2 separate regions of the Homo sapiens genome follow, and region 2 is linked to region 1. Evidence: read pairs that join two places in POLR2A ChIA-PET (ENCODE). Cell type or tissue: GM12878. All regions are shown on one strand. Each heading gives the region's core, and the rest is flanking DNA. Links, peaks and the distances in the headings are about the cores only. Region 1 holds the start of SPN (sialophorin). Region 2 overlaps FBXL19 (F-box and leucine rich repeat protein 19).

Region 1 (15,628 bases), core at 4,984-9,983:
TTCACCATGTTGGCCAGGCTGGTTTCAAACTGGCCTCATGATCTGACTGCCTCGGCCTCCCAAAGTGCTGGGATTACAGGTGTGAGCCACCACGCCTGGCCATGTTCTTTCTTTTGAGACAGAGTCTCACACTATTGCCCAGGCTGGAGTGCAGTGGCATGATCACAGCTCACTATAGCCTCAAACTCCTGGGCTCAAGCAATCTTCCCTGCCTTCGCCTCTTGAGTAGCTGGTACCACAGGCGCACACCACTACACCTGGCTAATTTTTCATATTTCAAATTTTTTGTAGAGATAGGGGTCTATGTTGCCCAGGCTGGTCTCCAACTCCTGACCTCAGGTGATCTGCCCGCCTCAGCCTCCTATAGTGCCACCGCATAGCCACTGCACCCAACTATTTTCTTACTGTTCCTTGCTCTATCTCCTTTTTTTTTTTTGAGATGGAGTTTTTTACTTGTCGCCCAGGCTGGAGTGCAATGGCGTGATCTCGGCTCACTGCAACCTCCACCTCCTGGGTTCAAGGGATTCTCCTGCCTCAGCCTCCCAAGTAGCTGGGATTACAGGTGCCCGCCACCACGCCCAGCTAATTTTTTGTATTTTGAAACAGGGTTTCACCATGTTGGTCAGGCTGGTCTTGAACTCCTGACCTCAGGTGATCCACCTGCCTCGGCCTCCCAAAGTGCTGGGATTACAGACGTTGAGCCACCACGTCTGGCCTGCTCTATCTCCTTTTTTTGTTTTCCTTTTTAGTCTTAAAATATCCACTGCTTCTTTTGCTTTGCTTTTTCCTCCAGAAAATTAAAAGACATCTATTGTCGGGCACGGTGGCTCACGCATGTAATCCCAGCACTTTGGGAGGCCGAGGCATACGGATCAGCAGAGGTCGGGAGTTCAAGACCAGCTTGACCAACATGGTGAAACCCCATCTCTACTAAAAATACAAAATTATCCGGGTTTGGTGGTGCATGCCTGTAATCCCAGCTACCTGGGAGGCTGAGGCAGGAGAATTGTTTGAACCCAGGAGGCGGAGGTTCTGGTGAGCCAAGATCACGCCATTGCACTCCAGCCTGGGTAACAAGAGTGAAAACTCCATCTCAAAAAAAAAAAAAAGACATCTATTTCACGTTTGTTCAAAAAAGACTCTATATTGAACTGCTCCACTTTAAAAAATATATATATAAATGTTTACTTTTTGTAGACACGGGGTCTCACTATGTTGCCCAGGCTGGTCTCAAACTCCTGGCTTCAAGCAGTCCTCCTGCCTCAGCTTCTCAAGTAGCTGGTACTACAGGCATGCACCACCACGCCTGGCTAATTTTTTGTGTTTTTGTAGAGACAGGGTCTTTCTATGTTACCCAGGCTGGTCTTGAACTCCTAGACTCAAGCAATCCTCCCTGCTCTGCCTCCCAAAGTGCTGGGATTACAGGCATGAGCCACTGCGCTGGATCTGCTCCACGTTTTTTTTTTTTAATTATGTATTTCCACCTGCTATCCCCTCTGCTGGGAATGCCTTTTCCTTTTCCCAGCTTTGCAAAATCCTTCCCAGCCTTCAAATATCTGAGGCAAGCCTGGGCACAGTGGCTCACACCTATAATCCCAGTATTTGGGGAAGCTTAGGTGGGAGGACCACTTGAGCCCAGGAGTTTGAGACCAGCCTGGGCAACACAGCAAGACCCTGTCTGTACAAATTAAAAATTAAAAAAAAAAATTAGCTGGGCATGTTGGTGCACACCTGTGATCGCAGCTACTTGGGAGGCCCAGGAGGTTGAGGCTGTGGTGAGCTGTGATTGCACCACTGCCCTCTAGTCTGGGTGACAGAATGAGACCTCATCTCAAAAGAAAGAATCTCTGAGGCGTCATCTCCATTCATTCATTCATTCATTCATTCATTCATTCAAATGCATATTCATGGAGGATCTGCAACATGCCAGGCACAGCAGCCACCAGGAATGAAGCAGTGGCTGGGTGCAGTGGCTCATGCCTATAGTCCCAGCATTTTGGGAGGCTGAGGCAGGTGGATCTCTTGTGCCCGGGAGTTTGAGACCAGCCGGGACAACATGGTGAAACCCCATCTCTACAAAAAATACAAAAATTAGCCAGGTGTGGTGGTTCTCATATGTAGAAAACAATAAAAATAATTTTTAAAGAAAGGAATCAAGCAGTGGATATGACAAAGGCCACGACACACTCTCAGGTGAAGCCTTCCAACCTTTCGCCAGGGCAATGCGAGCCCTTCTGCTCAGCCACTGGAATCTCTTCCTCAAAGTCTCCCTTGCCACAGTACACATGCATGGGAGAACATGCATGCACACACACATGCGCGCACACACACACATGCGCACACACATGTGCACACATACACACACAGGCACATGCACGCACGCACATGCACGCACGCACATGCACACGTACACACATATGTGCACACACGCATGGCTTGGTAGGCTTCACCTGAGAGTTATGAATGCACCATTTTCCTTGGTGCATTCATAACACTGTTTGTGCCTCTCTTTTATTTATTTTATTTATTTTTATTTTTTGAGACAGTCTCACTTTGTCACCCAGCCTGGAGTACAGTGGCATGATCCCGGCTCACTGCAACCTCTGACTCCAGGGTTCAAGCAATTCTCTGGCCTCAGCCTCCTAAGTAGCTGGGATTACAGGAGCACACCACCATGCCTGGCTAACTTTTGTATTTTTAGTAGAAACGGGGTTTCATCATATTGGCCAGGCTGGTCTCAAACTCCTGACCTCATGATCTGCCCACCTTGGCCTCCCAAAGTGCTGAGATTACAGGCGTGAGCCACCGCACCCGGCCTGTGCCTCTCTTTTAACACTTATATTTTGATATTTTCTGGATTGTGAAAGCCCTGTTGGGTGCCTTCCTTACCCGTACTACCTCTTTTTTTCAGGATTCGCCCAGGACCTGACTAAAACCAGTCCTGGCTTAGAAAACAACCATATCTGTCAAAGGAAAGGGAGGTGGAGCTGAGGACAGCGACGTTCGTTCGGTGACAGTATTTTCTAAACCTGATATGGGGGCTCTTATTTTAACAACTCTAAGACAACAGTGTCTCTAAGGGATTTTGGACATGGCCTCTGTCATTCTGCAGCTGCAGTGAGTCCAAATAGCAATCAGAAAAGGCCACCAGATGCAGCCCAGTGGGTGCCCAGCCTGGCTGGTAGAAGCTGGTTCCATCCGAGCTCAGCTCTTCCCACCCACTAAGCAAGCCCCTTCCCGCTCCCTCCCTCCGTCTCCTCTCCCACTGCACGAGCCCATCCCCCACCTGACCCTTTCCCCCATCTCCTGCCCAGGCCACAGAGCAGGGCTGTCACACTCACATGCCTCCCCTGTCTTTTTTTGCAGGTCAACCTGTCTGCTCTCAGCCACCGCAAGCTCTAACTCAACAACTTCCTCTTTGAAAATTTCCTCTTTGTCCTCGGGAAATACCAACTGCCCTGGCCCATGTGTGCTCCTGGGCTGTAGCCTGGGCTGGTCTCAAAGGCAGCACCATTGAGTTCTCCCCTCTCCACCCAGGCCCCACAGGGGAAGTCCCTGGCTCCAGGCCCCTCCTTCACTCACTCTCACTGGTTCCTCTTGGAGGATGGAAGGGGCTCAGCCCCTGGGATGGAAGAGGAGACACAGACAAACTAAACCTGGAAACGTGCAGTGGGGAAGCGCCAGCCAGACCAGTCCCCGAGACCAGGGCAAACCCCTCTCCCCCTGCCTCTGTTCGCAGGAGAGCGCGCGCGCGCGCGCGTGTGTGTGTGTGTGTGTGTGTGTGTGTGAGAGAGAGAGAGAGAGAGAGAGCGCACATGCATGTGTACTGCAGAAATGGAGACTTCAAGGAAGGGATTACCATGGCTGAGCTGAAGAACTCATATTTGGGTCACACATACGATCTTTCCATGAAGCCTGGCTTTCTTTTTCTTTTCTTTTTTGAGACAGGGGCTCACTCTGTTGCCCAGGCTGAAGTGCAGTGGTGCAATCACAGCTCACTTCAGACTCGAACTCCTGGGCTCAAGCGATCCTCCTGCCTCAACTTTCCAAAGTGCTGGGATTAAAGGCACCAGCCACTGTGCTCACCCTGGCATTCTGTATGGGGCTACAGACAGAGTTAGATTTTCTGCTATGTCCACCCCATCAGAGCAAAGATGACACGCACGTTCTCAGCAGTCCCTGTGTCCCCCATGCCCAGGTTGACCCTCTTCAGTCTCTGCACCACTTCCCACCCCCACACCGTCTGTACCCACAACTACCCCTCCCAAGCATCGCCAAATCCTCAGCTCTTGCACACAAACCACACCCACGAGTGGACACACGCAGGCACTGGGGTTTCTGAGAACTACACCCAGCCAGAAACTCGGAGGAGAAACCGTGAGGCCTCTGGCTGCCTCTGTCCATGGCTGGGGAGAGTGTGGTGGTGTGGGCCAGGGCCAGCCTACAGTCCATGTGCCCTGGGAAAGATCACAGGCCCGCCTGAGAGCATGGGCTGGTGGCCCCACCCAGCCATGCTCCAGGCTGGCCTGGGGGGCCCAGAGCTAAAGGTGGTTGCGGGCTGCCCAGGTTCCACAGCCCTTGCAGCTACAGGGCAAGGGTGCTTTACAAAGTTAATCCTAGGAGGGAGTTTGCCGGGTTCTCTTGTCCTTCTTCCCAGACTCTGGTCAACCCAGGGTGGGTTCTGGGGGAAAAGGAGAATTGTCAAAGAAATCACAGGGCAGATAAGTTTGGCCGATGGAGACTCAGCAGCCGTTTCCAGGAACAAGAAAGAGGGGGAAATGGTGATGGAGATAAATAGGGGTGGATGAGGAGGGTTTATTCATTCAGTCCACAGACGTTGAGAGGTGCCAGCCCTGCCCTGCCCAGGCGCTAGTTGTGGGTGCTGGGTGAGGATGGCAGCAGGAAATCCAGGGCTGAGAAGCCTCATGAGGATTCAGAGTGAAGAGGTGGGTGAGGAGGCAAGGCGCGGAGGCTCATGTCTGTAATCTCAGCACTTTGGGAGGCTGAGGCAGGTAGATCACCTGAGGTCAGGAGTTTGAGACCAGCCTAGCCAACATGGTGAAACCCCATCTCTACCAAAAATACAAAAAAGCAGCTGGGCATGGTGGTGGGTGCCTGTAATCTCAGTTACTCGGGAAGCTGAGGCAGGAGAATCGCCTGAACTTAGGAGGCAGAGGTTGCAGTGAACTGAGATCGTGCATTGCACTCCAGCCTGGGCGACAAAGCGAAACTCTGTCTCAAAAGAAAAAAAAAAAGGAGATTCGGGTGAGGATCAGGGTGCCGGGTGGAAACATGGGAGCGAGGGGGCAGTGGGATGGTGAGAGGGAAGGTGCTGGAGGCTGGCTGAGATTCCGGCCTCCAGCCTCACTATTCACCGACACTTAAGGGGCAGCCCCGTCTCCCCCTTCGGGCTCATCAGGAGCTGGGGCGTCCACAGCCCCATCCTCACTGGCCACCAGTGGCTCCTCCTCCCCTTTGAGGCTGGGGCCTGACCCAGACTTCAGCTCCTCCATCGCCAGGGAGCCCTGGCGAGACTTCCGTCTGCCAAAGAAAGTGGTGAGCGTGGGCCGACGGCTAGACCCCTCCCCATCGGGGAACCCAGAGCCCTTGTCGCCCCCGGACCCTCCCACGGTCACTGTCACGGCCCCCTCCTCAGGGACCTGGGCTGGCCCAGCCCAGGCGTCCACCACCCCGTTACGCTTGCCGCCTCTGCTCAGCACGAGGGCCCCAGTCCGCCGCTTCTGCCGCCGGCGCCACAGCAGGAGCAGAGCCACGAGGACTATGACCGCCAGCAGGGCCACAAGCACAGCCACTGGCAGCATGCCTCGTGAGTTCTCATCTGGGTTCCGGAAGGGCACAGTGCTTGCGTTGGTGGAGGTCGTTGGAGACATCATTGTAGATAGTTTTACGCTAGAGACCTGGGGTCCACTGGCCCCGCTGGAGGGCTCCAGAGAGCCAGTTGTCATGGTAACAGGGGGTCCAGTGGTCCCAGTGGAGGTCTCCAGAGAGTCAGTTGCCATGGTAACAGGGGGTCCAGAGGTGCCTTTGGAAGTCTCCAGAGAGACAGTTGCCATGGTAAGAGGGGGTCCAGAGGTGCCTCTGGAGGTCTCCAGAGAGCTAGCTGCCGTGGTAACAGGGGCTCCACTGGTCCTACTGGAGGTTTCTGGAGAGTTCGTTGTTATGGTTCCACCTGTCACGGTGTGGGATCCTAGAGAGTTTGCTGTTATGGGAACAGCAGGATGACTGGTTGCATGAGGGGTTTCCTGGGGCACTGATGACATCTTGATGGAAACTTCCTGGTAGGTTGTTGGCTCAGGTAAAGGGGAACCAGTGCTGGCACCAATGGAAGTCCAAAGAGGGGATCCCTCATTGATGGAAGTTGAGGGAGGTAGGGCTGAGGTCTGGTCCCCAGTGCTGTCGGCCTTAGGGTCACTTGTTATTGAAGTGGTGTACATCTTTGAGCTCAGGGGCTCGCTAGTAGAGACCAAAGGCTCTCCGGAGGTGGGTGTCTGCACTGCTGTTGTGCTCCCCAGAGCGTCTGGGCTTACCACCAGCACCCCAAGGAGAAGGAGAAGCGTGGCCATTTCCAGGCAAACAGGCAGGAGCAAGAGCTGGGACCTGCAGGTGGGCAGCCGGAGAAGCAGAACACGCGGGAGTTGCCGGAGGACCTGGCCGGGCCTCCCCTCTGCCCACTTCCCTGCCAACGGCCAGGCCCAACCTGCGGTTTAACGGTTTTTTCCATGCTGGCTTTTACTGTTATCAGAAATGACAGAGGAACAGATGCTGGCAGCTCCCCCATCAGCCCCATCCTGAGGCTCCCTCCAGCCTCAGCAGCTTAGATTCCAGCAGTGACCAGCCCCTCCTGGCCTTCCCTGACCCTGTGCAGCCCAATGGCTCCCAATCTCTTCCCATCATAACCTGTCAGAGTCTTTTCAAGCCACAGGCACATTCCCAGGCCCACTGAGGCCCCTACCCCACCAAGTCTCACCCTCTTACCGGCTCGGCTGATAAGGACGCAGCACTGGGGCCAGGTCACTCCACCACCTCCCGAGGCTGGGGCAAGACTGGGAAGGACAGGGCCCCAAGGGGAAAGGAAGTGGGCCCTGGCTCCACCCACCCCACCCACCCCTCCATCCTGCCCCACCCGCCTGCTCCCACAGCTGCTGGGCGAAGACAGCACCATCACCTGCTCCTTCAGGGGCCAGCGGGGTGCCTGGGGGTCTGGGGCTCACCTGAGGGAGGCAGGGAAGCGTGGGATCTGGAATCAGGATTCCTGGCTCTTGGCTGAGGAATGGGATGGAAGTGGTGATGCTAGGGAGGGCTGGGCTCAGAGGTGGGTGGTGGGAATGTGAGCCTGAGAACTCAAGGGTGCAGAGGAGGAGGTGGGAGGGGAGGGTGGTTTCCTTTGCATTTGTGGTCCCCAAGCTGTTAGGCCAGGAGCTGAGTGGCGCCATTTCCTGCCCTCAGAGCTCCCAGGAAGTAGCAGGGCAAGAGGAAGCCCCCGAGTCTGGCTGGGGGCCGTGAAAACCTTTGCAGGCTGGTGAGCTCTTGACTCTGTCCGGGGAGCTGGGGGTCACCACAGTGGCCCCCAGTCACAGAGACGTGGCTAAACCAAGGTGGTTCCTACACACTGCATATGCTAGGATCTTATTTCTGCAAACTAGTAAAGATGTGGGAATCTTTTTTTTTTTTTTTAAGGCGGAGTTTAGTGCAATGGCATGATCTTGGCTCGGCTCAGCACAATGTCTGCCTCCTAGGTTCAAGCAATTCTCCTGCCTCGGCCTCCTGAGTAGCTGGGATTACAGGCTTGCACCACTGTGCCCGGCTAATTTTGTATTTTTCGTAGAGACGAGGTTTCTCCATGTTGGTCAGGCTGGTCTCGAACTCCTGACCTCAGGTGGTCCATCCGCCTCAGCCTCCCCAAGCGCTAGGATTACAGGTGTGAGCCACCGCGCCTGGCCAGATATGGGAATCTATATGGAAAACCGTCTGGAAAGATATCTACTAAGGGATTCACCTAATTGTCTTTGGATAGGTGAGAGTAGGAGGTGGGGGTATTTTCTTCTTTGAATGGTTCCCATTTCCTGACTTTCCTCTAATTAGCAAGCTTTGACTCTCGGTTTGTGTATGTTTTTGGTTTTTGTTCTTGAAAAACGAAAATCAGTCCCGGGTGTGGTGATACATTATGCTGGCAGTCCAGGCCAAAGTGGGAGGACCTCCTGAGCCCAAGAGTTTGAAACCAGCCTGGGCAACGTAGCAAAACTCCTATCACTAAAAAAATAAATAATTTTTTAAAATCAAAACTGATTTGTATATTTTAAGAGCAACATGTGCACAATAGAAGATTCTAACAGGCCCGTGGGACTGTGCCATTTCTACAAGCTGATGAGTTTGTCTGACCCAAAGACATGAGACTCCTGGGTGAGAGCCACAGGAATTAATTGCTCACACCAAGCAACAGCAGCGTGATGTTTGCATCAGTTCCCCTTACCCCAAGTCCCACGGGGGCAACATGGAAGGGCCCAGACTGACACCATGCACACAGTGGGCCTGCACCGCAGCCATAGAGCTCTGAGCTTGAGAGATTCCCCTCCTCTAGGGGCCCTGGTAAGCCCAGGTTCCCACAGGGAGACGTGTCTTCATCCCTCGGGTGTGCTCACTGCAAACACAGCACTGAAAAATGGCTTGAGTACAAAGTATTCAGAGGCTGAGCGTGGTGGTTCACGCCTGTAATCCCAGGACTTTGGGAGGCTAAGGCAGGCTGATCACTTGAGGTCAGGAGTTCGAGACCAGCCTGGCCAACATGCTCTCTTTTCTGCGCACAGTGGCTCAGAAAGGTAACGGGGTGCCCATTCTGCAGGGGGGATGAGGGACACAGGAGCAAAGGAGTATAGACTAGAGGGCTGCAGAATCAGGCCCTACAGACTTCCTGTCCTACCACCACCATCTTCCAGCTGCATGACCTTGAACAAGCACATAACTTCTCCAATGCCCTAGGACCGCCACCTTCTTCATGAAGTGACTGCAAGAATTAAATGAGATAATGTTAAGTGCACAGAAAAGCAGCTACCAGCACGGGACTCTGGGTTCCTGTCCTACCTCTTGCACTTGGGCAAGTGCCTTAATCTCCTTATCCCTCTGTTGCTTTGTATAAATGGCGATAATTATGGTAATACCACATAGTTTGTTTTGATGATTAAGAGTTAATACATATAAACGGCTGGGCACGGTGGCCCATGCCTGTAAGCCCAGCACTTTGGAAGGCCGAGGCAGGCAGATCACCTGAGGTCAGGAGTTCGAGACCAGCTTGGCCAACATGGTGAAACCCCGTCTCTACTAAAAACACAAAAAATTAGCTGGGCATGGTGGCGGGCGCCTACAATCCCAGCTACTCGGGAGGCTGAGGCACGAGAATCGCTTCAACCCAGGAGGTGGAGGTTGCAGTGAGCAGAGATTGTGCCACTGCACTCCAGCCTGGGCAACAGAGTGAGACTCCAACTCAAAAAAAAAAAAAAAAAACTGCTCAGGACCTGGCATTCTTGATACACCCAATATATCAGACAAAAAGGCTCCATACCCATCACCTCCAGACAAACATTCCTGACAGTGTCTGTGTTTACACAAGCATGTATTCATCCATTTTAGTGTTTTGCACTTTTCCTTTGTTACTGAACAATGCTTTGGGAACACACACACATATATAACAGTTGCATAATATTCCATGGCATACACTATAATTTTTTTTTTTTTTGAGACGGAGTCTTGCTCTGTCACCCAGGCTGGAGCGTAGTGTCTCGATCTCAGCTCACTGCAACCTCCACCTCCCAGGTTCAAGCGATTCTCCTGTCTCAGCCTCACAAGTAGCTGGGACTACAGGCACATGCCACTATGCCCAGCTAATTTCTGTATTTTTAATAGAGACAGGGTTTCACCGCGTTAGCCAGGATGGTCTTGATCTCCTGATCTTGTGATCTGCCAGCCTCAGCATCCCAAAGTGCCGGGATTACATGAGTGAGCCACCGCGCCCGGCCAGAAATACACTATATTTTATTTATTTATTTATTTTTAATTAATTTATTTTTTTGAGATGGAGTCTCACAGTGTCGCCCAGGCTGGAGTGCAGTGGCGCGATTTCTGCTCACTGCAAGCTCCGCCTCCCGGGTTCAAGCCATTCTCCTGCCTCAGCCTCCCGAGTAGCTGGGACTACAGGCGCCCGCCACGAAGCCCGGCTAACTTTTTTGTATTTTTAGTAGAGACAGGGTTTCACCGTGGTCTCGATCTCCTGACCTCATGATCCACCTGCCTCGGCCTCCCAAAGTGCTGGGATTACAGGCGTGAGCCACCGCGCCCGGCAGAAATACACTATATTTTAAATATTCCCTACGGATGAACATTAGATTGTTTTCCAACATTTCATTATTACTAACTGCTGCAGTAAATACCCTAGTTTATTTCACTATAATTATTATGTATTTCTGTTTTAACAAGCCAGAAAAAAGAAGAAAAGAAAGAGGTAGAGTGAAAGAGGAGAGAAGGAGGGAAGGAAGGAAGGACGGATGGAAGGAAGGAAGGAAGGAAGGGAGGGAGGGGAAAGAAAAGAAACCAGGCTCACGCAGTGGTTCACTCCTGTAATCCCAGTGCTTTGAGTCTGGGACTGTACCCTACCTCCTGCCTCCAGAGGCGGGAGGATCACTTGAGGCCAGGAGTTCAAGGCTTGCCTGGCCACATAGTGAGACCCTCATCTCTACCAAAAAAGAAAAAGAAAAGAACCCATTCCACTGTCAGACATCTAGGAGGCTATTTCAATCTTCTGCTATTGCAAATAGAAGAGCAAGAATAATTGGCTGCAAAGTAATTGGAACTTACTTTTTTTTTTTTTTGAGACAATCTAGCTCTCTTGCCCAGGCTGGAGTGCAGTGGCATGATCTTGGCTCACTGCAACCTCTGCCTCCTGGGTTCAAGCAATTCTCCTGCCTCAACCTCCCGAGTAGCTACCACACCTAGCTAATATTTTGCTATGTTGCCTAGCTGGTCTCGAACCCTTGGACTCAAGCAATCCACCCACCTTGGCCTCCCAAAGTGCTGGGATTACAGGAGTGAGTCACTGCACCCAGCCTACAGTTTTTTAACTGTAGAAAATAGAAATGTTGTAAGAATGTACAAGATTCTCAACCTTTAAAAAAACACTAAGGCAAAATTCATTTTTGACAAAGTTATCATTTCAACCAAATTGTTACTGCTGTCGGCAAAGCTGTCTGTTCCCCAAGCCAGATGTTGGGCCCCAACTCAGGAGAGCTGCGAGGATGTGGATGGGTCCAAACTCCAGCCTGGTGCACTCAAGAAATGGGGTCTGACCAAGACAGACTATAGGCTCGGGGTGGAGGGAAAGATAATGAAAATATGAACAAGAGGTGATTGTTGCCTGCAAATCATCACAGAAGAGCAATACTTAGGCTGGGCGTGGTGACTCACTCCTGTAATCCCAGCACTTCGGGAGCCCGAGACAGGAGGATTGCTTGAGCCCAGGAGTTGAAGACCAACCTGGGCAACAGACAGAGAACCCCATCTCTATTTAATTGTTTTAATTAAAAGAAAAAAAGAGGCTGGGCGCAGTGGCTCATGCCTGTAATCCCAGCACTTTGGGAGGCCGAGACGGGAGGATCACCTGAGGTCAGGAGTTCGAGACCAGCCTGACCAACATGGTGAAACTCCGTTTCTACTAAAAATTACCAAAAAATTAGCCAGGTGTGGTGATGGGCGCCGGTAGTCCCAGCTACTCGGGAGGCTGAGGCAGGAGAATCGCTTGAACCTGGGAGGCAGAGGTTGCAATGAGCTGAGATCATGCCACTGCACTCCAGCCTCGGCAAAAGAGTGAGAATTTGTCTTGGAAAAAAAAAAAAAAGAAAAGAAAATGAGTTCATACTGATTCTGAAAATATTAGAGACAAAGAGAAGGAGGGAGGGAGCAGGGAAGGGAGGTAGGACAGTATGGAAGTTTTTTTTGTTTTTGTTTTATTTTTTCTGAGATGTAGTCTTGCTCTGTCGCTCAGGCTGGAGTGCAGTGATGCAATCTCGGCTCACTGCAACCTCCGCCTCTTAGTTTCAAGCAACTCTCCTCCCTCAGCCTCCCAGGTAGCTAGGATTACAGGTGCGCACCACCACGTTTGGCTAATTTTTGCATTATTAGTAGAGATGTGGTTTCACCATGTTGGCCAGGCTGATCTCGAACTCCTGACCTCGTGATTCACCTGCCTCGGCCTCCCAAAGTGCTGGGATTACAGGCATGAGCCACTGTGCCCGGCCACTGGAAAGTTATTTTACTGTAGGAAAGCTAACAATTGTAAAAGGAATGTAGAATTTAAAAAATGATAAACATAACCAATATAATAATAATGGATTCAGGTAAGAGTGAGTGTTAAAACCATTGGTGAAATCAGAAGAGTGTGTGTGTATAGGATATTTACATAGTTGGCTGGGCATGGTCACCCTGGCTGGAGTGCAGTGATGTGATCTCGGCTCACTGCAACCTCCGCCTCCTGGGTTCAAGCAATTCTCCTGCCTCAGCCTCCTGAATAGCTGGGATTACAGGTCCCTGCCACCATGCCCAGCTAATTTTTGTATTTTTATTAGGGATGGGGTTTCGCCATGTTAGCCAGGCTGGTCTCGTACTCCTAATCTCAGGTGATCCACCCACCTCAGCCTCCCAAAGTGCTGGAATTACAGGCATGAGCCACCGTGCCCAGCAGTATTCCTTTTTTTTTAGAGATGGGTTCTTGCTGTGTTGCCCAGACTGGTCTTGAACTCCTGGGCTCAAGCAATCCTCTCATCTTCGCCTCCAGAAGTCCTGGGATTACAGGCATGAGCCACTGTGCTTGGCTTCTGTGGTGTTCCCAAAAAAAATGTATAACCTGCCCTGGGCACAGTGGCTCACTCCTGTAATCCCAGGACTTTGGGAGACTCAGGAGAAGGGATCGCTTGAGTTCAGGAGTTCAAGGCTGCAGTGAGCTATGATTTCGCCACTGTACTCCACCCTGGGTAACACAGTGATACCTTGTCTGTAAAAAAAAAAAAAAAAAAAAAAAAAAAAAAGAGAGAGAGAGAGAGAGAAAGATCCAGAATCTGATCCCTCTTCGCCCCGTCACTGCTGCCTACTGGCCTGAGCCTCTGTCTTCTCTGGCCTGGACTGGTGCAGTCATCTCAGCTCTGGTCTCCCTGTGTGAGATCTCATCCTCCTCCGGGCTGTTTTCCACACAGCAGCCAGAGGGACCCAGATGAAACATCTGACCCCACCCCTCCTCTGCTTGGAGCCCTGAGACCACTCCCACCCCACTCAGGGTAGAAGCCAAGTTGGCCACATCCGATCTGACCCCTGCCTACCTCTCTTATCCACGTTGCTTCTGCCCTTCCACCCATGGCCCTGCCATCCACGCCCTTGCCACCCGGACCTCTGATGTGTCCCTGGAGAAAGCAAGCCCAGGGCCTTTGCGCCATCTGTGGTGGCTGCCCCAGGGCTCCCCACCCAGATGTTGCTTGGCTGCTTTCTCAGTCTTTGCTCAAATGTCACCTTCTCAGGATGGCTTTGCCTGGCCAACCTATTTACTTACTTATTTGTTTGTTTTAGACACAGGGTCTCACTCTGTCACCCAGGCTTGAGTGCATTGGCACAATCATGGCTCACTGCAGCCTCGACCTCCTGGGCTCAAGAGATCCTCCCGCCTTGGCCTCCCAAGTAGCTGGGACTACAGGCACATGCCACCACACCAGTCTAACTTTTAATTTTAATTTTTTATTTTTTGAGATGGAGTCTCGCTCTGTCTCCCAGGCTGGAGTGCAGTGGCACAATCTTGGTTCACTGCAACTCCGCCTCCCGAGTTCCAGCAATTCTCCCGCCTCAGTCTCCCGAGTAGCTGGGATTACAGGTGCGCGCCACCATGCCCGGCTAATTTTTTGTATTTTTATTTTTATTTTTGAGATGGAGTTTCACACTCTCGTTGCCCAGGCTGGAGCACAATGGTTCGATCTCGGCTCACGGCAACCTCCGCCTCCTGGATTTAAGCTATTCTCCTGCCTCAGCCTCCTGAGTAGCTGGGAATACAGGTGCCCACCACCAAGCCCATCTAATTTTCTATTTTTAGTAGAGACAGGGTTTCACCATGTTGGCCAGACTGGTCTTGAACTCCTGACCTCAGGTGATCCACCTGCCTCGGCCTCCCAAAGTGCTGGGATTACAAGCGTGAGCCACCACGCCCAGCAATTTTTTTGTATTTTTAGTAGAGACAGTGTTTCACCATGTTGGCCAGGCTGGTCTCGGACTCCTGAGCTCAAGTGATCTGCCCTCCTCGGCCTCCCAAAGTGCTGGGATTACAGGTATGAGCCACCATGCCCGGCCTAATTTTTAAATTTTTCATACAGATGGGATCTTGCTTTGTTGCCCAGGCTTGTTTCAAACTCCTAGACTCAAGTGAGCCTCCCACCTCGGTCTCCCAAAGTGCTGGAATTACAGGTGTGTGCCACGGAGCCCAGCTGGCCATTGTATTTAAAATCTCACCCCCGGGTGGGCGCGGTGGCTCATGCCTGTAATCCCAGCACTTTGGGAGGCTGAGGCAGGTGGATCACAAGGTCAGGAGATCAAGACCATCCTGGCTAACACGGTGAAACCCTGTCTATACTAAAAATACAAAAAATTAGCCGGACATGGTGGCGGGTGCCTGCAGTCCCAGCTACTCAGGAGGCTGAGGCAGAAGAATGGCGTGAACCCAGGCGGCGGAGTTTGCAAGATCACGCCACTGCACTCCAGCCTGGGTGACAGAGCAAGACTCCGTCTGGAAAAAAAAAAAAAATCGCACCCCCCTCCCTCTGGACTGTAACCCCCCTCCTTGCTTTCTCCCCATAGCACTTCGCGCCTTCAAATGCGCCATGTAATGGACTTTCTTATTTTGCTTCCGTCGCTCTCCCCACACTGGAATGCCAGCCCCATGGCCTCACAGCTGTGCGTGTGTGCTTGCACAGTGCCCCAGCACCCAGGAAGTGCTTGACACACAGTAGGCATTGGATGACGTTTATTGACTGAAGACTTCTCTGGTTGAGACAAGGAAGAGGGTATCAGGCTGCAGAACTGTGGACAAAGGCAAGGAGGCCAAAGGGTGGAGGGCAGAGAGGGGAGTGATGAGGCCAGGGACGGGAGGCTGGGTGTGCCTGGAGCTGTTGTGAAGGCCTGCCCATCCTGCCCTGAGGTCATCAGAGGTCACCAGAGGTTTGCCTGCTTCTCCTGAGATAATAGCTCTGCCCTCCCCAGGCCCCAGTTCCTCCTTCCCTCTACAGGTTTTTTTTTTTTTTGAGATGGAGTCTCGCTCTGTCGTCCAGGCTGGAGTGCAGTGGCTCGATCTTGGCTCACTGCAACCTCCGCCTCTGGGGTTCTCAAGCGTTCCTCCTGCCTCAGCCTTCTGAGTAGCTGGGATCATAGGTGCCCACCACTACACCCGGCTAATTTCTGTATTTTTAGTAGAGACAGGGTTTCATGATACGCCCACCTCAGCCTCCCAAAGTGCTGAGATTATAGGCGTGCGCCACCGTGCCCGGCTCCCTGCAGGTCTTTGAGGGGCCGCTCCTACACCAAGGTAGACAGGGGC
Region 2 (5,000 bases), core at 1-5,000, 1.3 Mb before region 1:
CCACGGTTCTCCTTCTCGCCAGAGCTGCCCCGGGCTGGCCGTCGCCCATTCCGGGCCTCGCCGGGGGCTTCGTCCTCACTCAGCGATGTGCCCGAAGAGTCGGAGTCGGAGTCTGAGTCCGAGGAGGAAGAGGAGGTGTCAGGCACCCGTTCCAGCAGCTGGCACATCCGCTTGAAACGCTCTAGCTTCTCCCTCTGCGGGGACGGGGACGGCACCGCTGGGCCCTCTGCAGAGGCCAAAGGCGGCTTTGGTTTCTGCAGGGAGACAGGGTTGATGCTGTTCTAGGGCCTGGGATACATTTTCCCACCCCCCTACCCCGAGGAGTCACCAGGGGATGAACAGCCCGAGGGACAGTCCTGAGTTCCAGCCCTGGCTCTGCTCCGGACAGTGAGAGACCTTGCTAAAGCCACTGCCAGGCCCTGGGCCTCAGTTTTCTTATTGGTAACAGAAGAGTGCTAATTAAAATAATTTCCAGCCGGGCGCAGTGGCTCACGCCTGTAATCCCAGCACTCTGGGAGGCCGAGGCGGGAGGATCACGAGGTCAAGAGATCGAGACCATCCTGGCCAACATAGTGAAACCCTGTCTCTACTAAAAATACAAAAATAAACTGGGCATGGTGGCACAAGCCTGTAGTCCCAGCTACTCGGGAGGCTGAGGCAGAATTGCTTCAACCTGGGAGGTGGAGGTTTCAGCGGGCCGAGATCACGCCACTGCACTCCAGTACGGGCGACAGAGCGAGACTCTGTCTCAAAAATAAAATAAAATAAAATAATTTCCAGCCCTTATGGGTTTGCATGGCTTAGGCAGTTCCAAAAGCAGTAGGGAATGGAGAAATGAGAGACCCTGCTTTGAATCCTGGCTTGCCCTCAACTCTGGATGGCTGTGGGAAGCCCCTGCTTCATCATCCACTACACGGACCAGCTGGAGCAGGCGTCTGTCTATCAACTGAGGGTAACAGTGATTGGCCCCACGAGCAGCACCCCGCATCGGCTGACTCATTCCATCCTCACAGTATTCTAACACAGTGGTGACCTGGGCCACTCTTTTCAGACATGAGGAAACCGAGGCTTAAAGGCACAAAGTGACTTGTCCAAGGTTACAAACTGACAAACAGCAGAGGCAGGATTTGGACCCAATCAGGCGGACTCCTGTGTTGAGTGTCCGTGCCAAGTAATACCTCAATTCTGGCTTTACTGTGTGACTTGGACAAGTCTTCAAACCTCTCTGGGCCTTATTTCCCTTCAATCTGGGTAAATTTTATAGCTTACAAAGCTCATTGCCTTTCAGAACCTCGTAAGACTTATACACTTCTGCGGGATAAGGGGGCAAGGCAGGCAGCAGCATCTCCACTACATGGATAAAGAAACTAAGGCTCAGGGTGGCTGACAAGCTGCTAGGATCATACAAAGAGTAAACGGTCGGACAGAAATTTGAACTCAGTTCTCTCCCCTGTAAGGCTTGGAAAGATGAGGCAAGTAGGTCAGATGAGCCCTAAGGGTTTTTGGGAAGTCAGGGGCTCCTGTGGCCTGGACTCAACCCACCCTCCCACCCAACTCATCCCAGGTGTCCGGACACCCACCGTGGCCAAGTGGGGCTGGGGCAGAACAAGGTGAGCAGGAAGGGACAGGTCTTGGGCTCCAGGGTGAAGGGTGGGGCAAGGGAAGGTGGGAAGGGGAGGGAGGAGGTCCCCGGCACACCTCCCAGTTCTCGGGAGGGAGCCCAGGGTGGCAGGATGAGAAAGCCTGGCTCGGATTCAGAACCCTGGGGGGCAGCAGGCCCGGGCCGCCTGGGTCCGATCCTCGGAGGAGGCAGGCGTCTCCACCCACCTTCTTCAGGTGCCTCTCTCGGCCTCCTTTCACCTACCAGGGTGAGAGGGAGATATGGAGGAAGGGAGAGACCCCATTAGGCCCTCATGGGCCAGAAATCTAAGGTCCATGCCCTCCTCTTAGACTACAAGTCCCAGAAGCCCCCGTCCCAGGGATAACTCTGAGCATGCTCACCTTGCACCCAGCGTCCTAGCCCACTGAGCATGCTCCATCTCCTCTTTCCTCCCCTCAGGCCCTCTCCAGCCCCTCCCTCCTCTCATGCAGGGATGATCTGAGCATGCTCTCTCCTGCCTCCCTAACCCACCCAGGGCTCCCAAAGCTTCCTGCAGTGCCAGCTCACCTCACCTGTCCCCCCCCTCCTCCACACTGAGCATGCTCTATCCTCCCCCCACCCAACTCCTGAACTACATCTCCCAACAGTCCTTGGGGAACCCACAGAGCACGCTCCCAGGCCCACACAGCCCCACAGAACCAGCCAGGACTACAGCTCCCAGAATTCCTCAGGACAAGCCTAGTGAGCGTGCTCCGTGGCTCACCTTTTTCCTTGGGGTGGGAGGCTCATTCCCTGCCTCCCTTTCCTTTCGTTTGGGGGGCCCAGGCACGTCCTCCGGGGGGGGCCCGGCAGGCAGGGGGCCCTTGCGCCTGGGCGGGGGCGGTGGAAGCGGTGGCTCCTCTGTCAGCTTCCATCCGCTCCCCAAGCTGGCGCCCTCCTCGCCGTTGTCGGCCCTACGGCGGCCAGGCCCCTCACCTGAATCCTAGGCGGGACAGAAGCTGGGGGTGAGGACCTGCACAGCTCCCCAACACCCACCTACCCACAGCTCAGCCCAGCCCAGCCCCTACCTTGCTGGTGCGGCCTTCCTGGGTGCAGCGAGGGCACTCCCAGCAGTTGGGGATCTCTGCATTGATGACACCCTCAGCCTTCCCCATCTGTAGGCAGGAGGGCAGTGAGTGGGGGGTTGGCCAGGAAGCCCAGAGCCAGGGTGATCCCCCACTCTCTGCTCCCTGACAATCTGCCCCACCCCAGACGCCGGGGTCCCAGGGCCATCACCTTCAGGCAGCCGGGGTGGACGATCTCGTTGCAGATTGTACACTCCATGAGGCTCAAACCAAATTTCTCTTCCTCTCCCTCCACCGTGTCCTCCTTCCCAGCCTCCCCACACAAGAGGCACACAGCTGTGTGTGGGAGCACGGGCTGTTGGGGGAGAGGGGACATCAGGGGCCCCGAAAGCTAACAACAGGGGAAAGACCCTTCCTTCTAGGGACCCTGGCCAGGTGACGGATGAGGTGCAGCACCCACGGGTCAAGCTGGGTCTGATCCTGAGTTTGCTCCTTTTGGGAGTGTGACCTCAAGCAACTGATTTAACCTCCTTAAGTCTCCGTTTCTGCATCTGCAGAATGGGGCTAAGAATCTTTCCCTCGCAGGACTCTTGGGAGAGCAAAATAATACGCGAGAGACACTGATATGTAGCTGTTATCACCTGTGACTGTTATAGCTGGACCCAGGGCCAGTGGGACCCTGAAATTACAGCTGGCTTTGGAGAGGAGGACAGTAACACTCAGAGGGTGGGGAAGACAGCTTAGGGTGATACCAAGGTCGCTCCATGAGCAGCCCAAGGGTTGCTCTGAATCCCACAATGAATCCGGTTTTGGCAAGACCCCCTGGGAACACTAGGGAAGCCACTAGTCTTGGGGAAGTGGGGGCAGCCTCAGACAGTGTGACTTTGAGGAAGACAGTGGTAGGACTGAGTCATAACAAGGATGCGGCAGGATCAAGGAAGATGCAGGTAGGGGGAGAAGGAAAAGTGAGGCAAGGGGTTGGGGGATAAAGGAAAAGAAGTGAGGGGCTGAGGGGTGAAGAGACCAACCAGGAAAGAGTGGCAGGAGGAAGAGAGGGAGGTGGCAGAGTGGGGAGGGGGACGCAGGATGCAGCTGGCTCCTCGCGGCTGCTGGGGAGGGGCCGTGCTCTGGAGCCCAGGGAGGCTCAAAGGATGAGGAAGGCAGGGCGGAAACCCATGCTTCCCCGATCCCTACTGTGTGCTGGGCCTTGTGGTAGACACACTCGCATCCATGCCATTGTTTAATCTTTACAACTCAGCAAAGGAAACATTTTACAGAGAAGGAACCTGAGGTTCATTCAGCATGATTTGCTCAAGGTCACATAAAGGGTGAGCTTAGCCTCAAATCCAAGACCACCCTGGGTGAGGAAGAGGCCAGAGAAGGGCAAGACCTGTTGGAAGGGGGCCATCTCTGGGGATGGGCCCCCTCCTGCACAGAGACATCTTGGGGGGTGATAGAGCAGGGGCTGGGCATTCTGCGGGGGTGTGACTCTGAGAGCTGGGAAGAGCCTGAAAGTGGGGACTGGGTCAGATCCTTCTGTGCACCTGGACACTGCCCCCAGCTTGGAGCTGAGGACAAAAATGGATACTGACACAAACTAGTGAATGAAGGGAAGAAATGAACGAGTGAACAAACAGCCACTCCACAGTACAGGCTGGGAGGCAGTCACCAGCCATTCCAAGAAGGTATTGGGAAGGGTGGGCAGAGCCCAAAGGTGGGGGCAGAACTCACGGCAGTGCACTGCCGGAGCAGGCACGACTGCTTCATGCGCCCGGGCCCCCCGAACTTCTTCATGTCTCGGCAGAAGTGGCAATCCCCGCACTCAGTTCGCACACAGGCCCGGCAGCGGCGGCAGCGGGTTCGGCGTCGGCGCGCTCCGGCCCCCGGCCCCCGGCTGCTCGACGACATTGGGGGCGTCAGCAACGCCGAGGGCTGTAGGTGGATGGTGGCAGGGTCAGATGGGCCCACTGGGGCCCTGGCCTGGGAGACCCCTGACAGGTCCCTCCACCTACAGGCAGCTAGAGCCTGCCCTCTTCCTCAGGGGGACAAGGAGGTCACCCCCTTCTGTGTATCTGGGGGCCAATCCTCTACTCAAGGCCTGTCTCCCTGCAGCAGCTCAAGAGGAGCCCAAGAACTGCTTCCTGGCCTCGCTCCTCTACCGCCTCCTCAGGGTCCCTTCCCTAGCCCAGGGAGCAGGAGGGGACACCGAGGCCCTCTCCTCTGCCATCCCCACACCGGAGCTCCTTGGAAAGGCCAGGCACTCCTTGTCCGTGGTGTTAGCTTGGAGAGATCCCAACTCTTCCCCTGTTATCCGAGTGTAGAATATCCCAGGCTCT

Evidence for each region. Peaks named below come from ENCODE experiments on the same cell type or tissue, not always from the same donor. Only the 100,000 strongest peaks of a DNase experiment are listed, where the experiment ranks them.
Region 2: POLR2A ChIA-PET joins it to region 1 with 7 read pairs; 1 of 35 experiments calls an interaction of 5 or more read pairs at or near these places.

What each region holds. Positions count from the first base shown.
Region 1 is chr16:29,654,685-29,670,312 of GRCh38, reverse strand. SPN (sialophorin) reads right to left here and starts at 7,066. Exons shown (of 2, transcript NM_003123.6): 1 at 6,997-7,066; 2 at 1-6,618. The coding sequence starts at 6,584. The coding sequence ends at 5,382. RefSeq lists silencers at 5,962-6,081, 7,342-7,401 and enhancers at 7,582-7,661, 8,302-8,351. In GM12878, for the core only: CTCF peaks have their summits at 5,955 and 7,422; DNase peaks (open chromatin) are centred at 7,412, 8,152 and 8,472; H3K4me3 peaks cover 3,871 bases; H3K27ac peaks cover 4,191 bases.
Region 2 is chr16:30,925,327-30,930,326 of GRCh38, reverse strand. It overlaps FBXL19 (F-box and leucine rich repeat protein 19), which reads right to left. Exons shown (of 11, transcript NM_001382779.1): 2 at 4,396-4,596; 3 at 2,876-3,019; 4 at 2,668-2,754; 5 at 2,364-2,582; 6 at 1,699-1,860; 7 at 1-254. The coding sequence starts at 4,572. Among named protein-coding and RNA genes, the nearest start is that of FBXL19, 4.3 kb to the right of the region's middle. In GM12878, for the core only: no CTCF peak of the experiment used is centred there; a DNase peak (open chromatin) is centred at 2,130; H3K4me3 peaks cover 195 bases.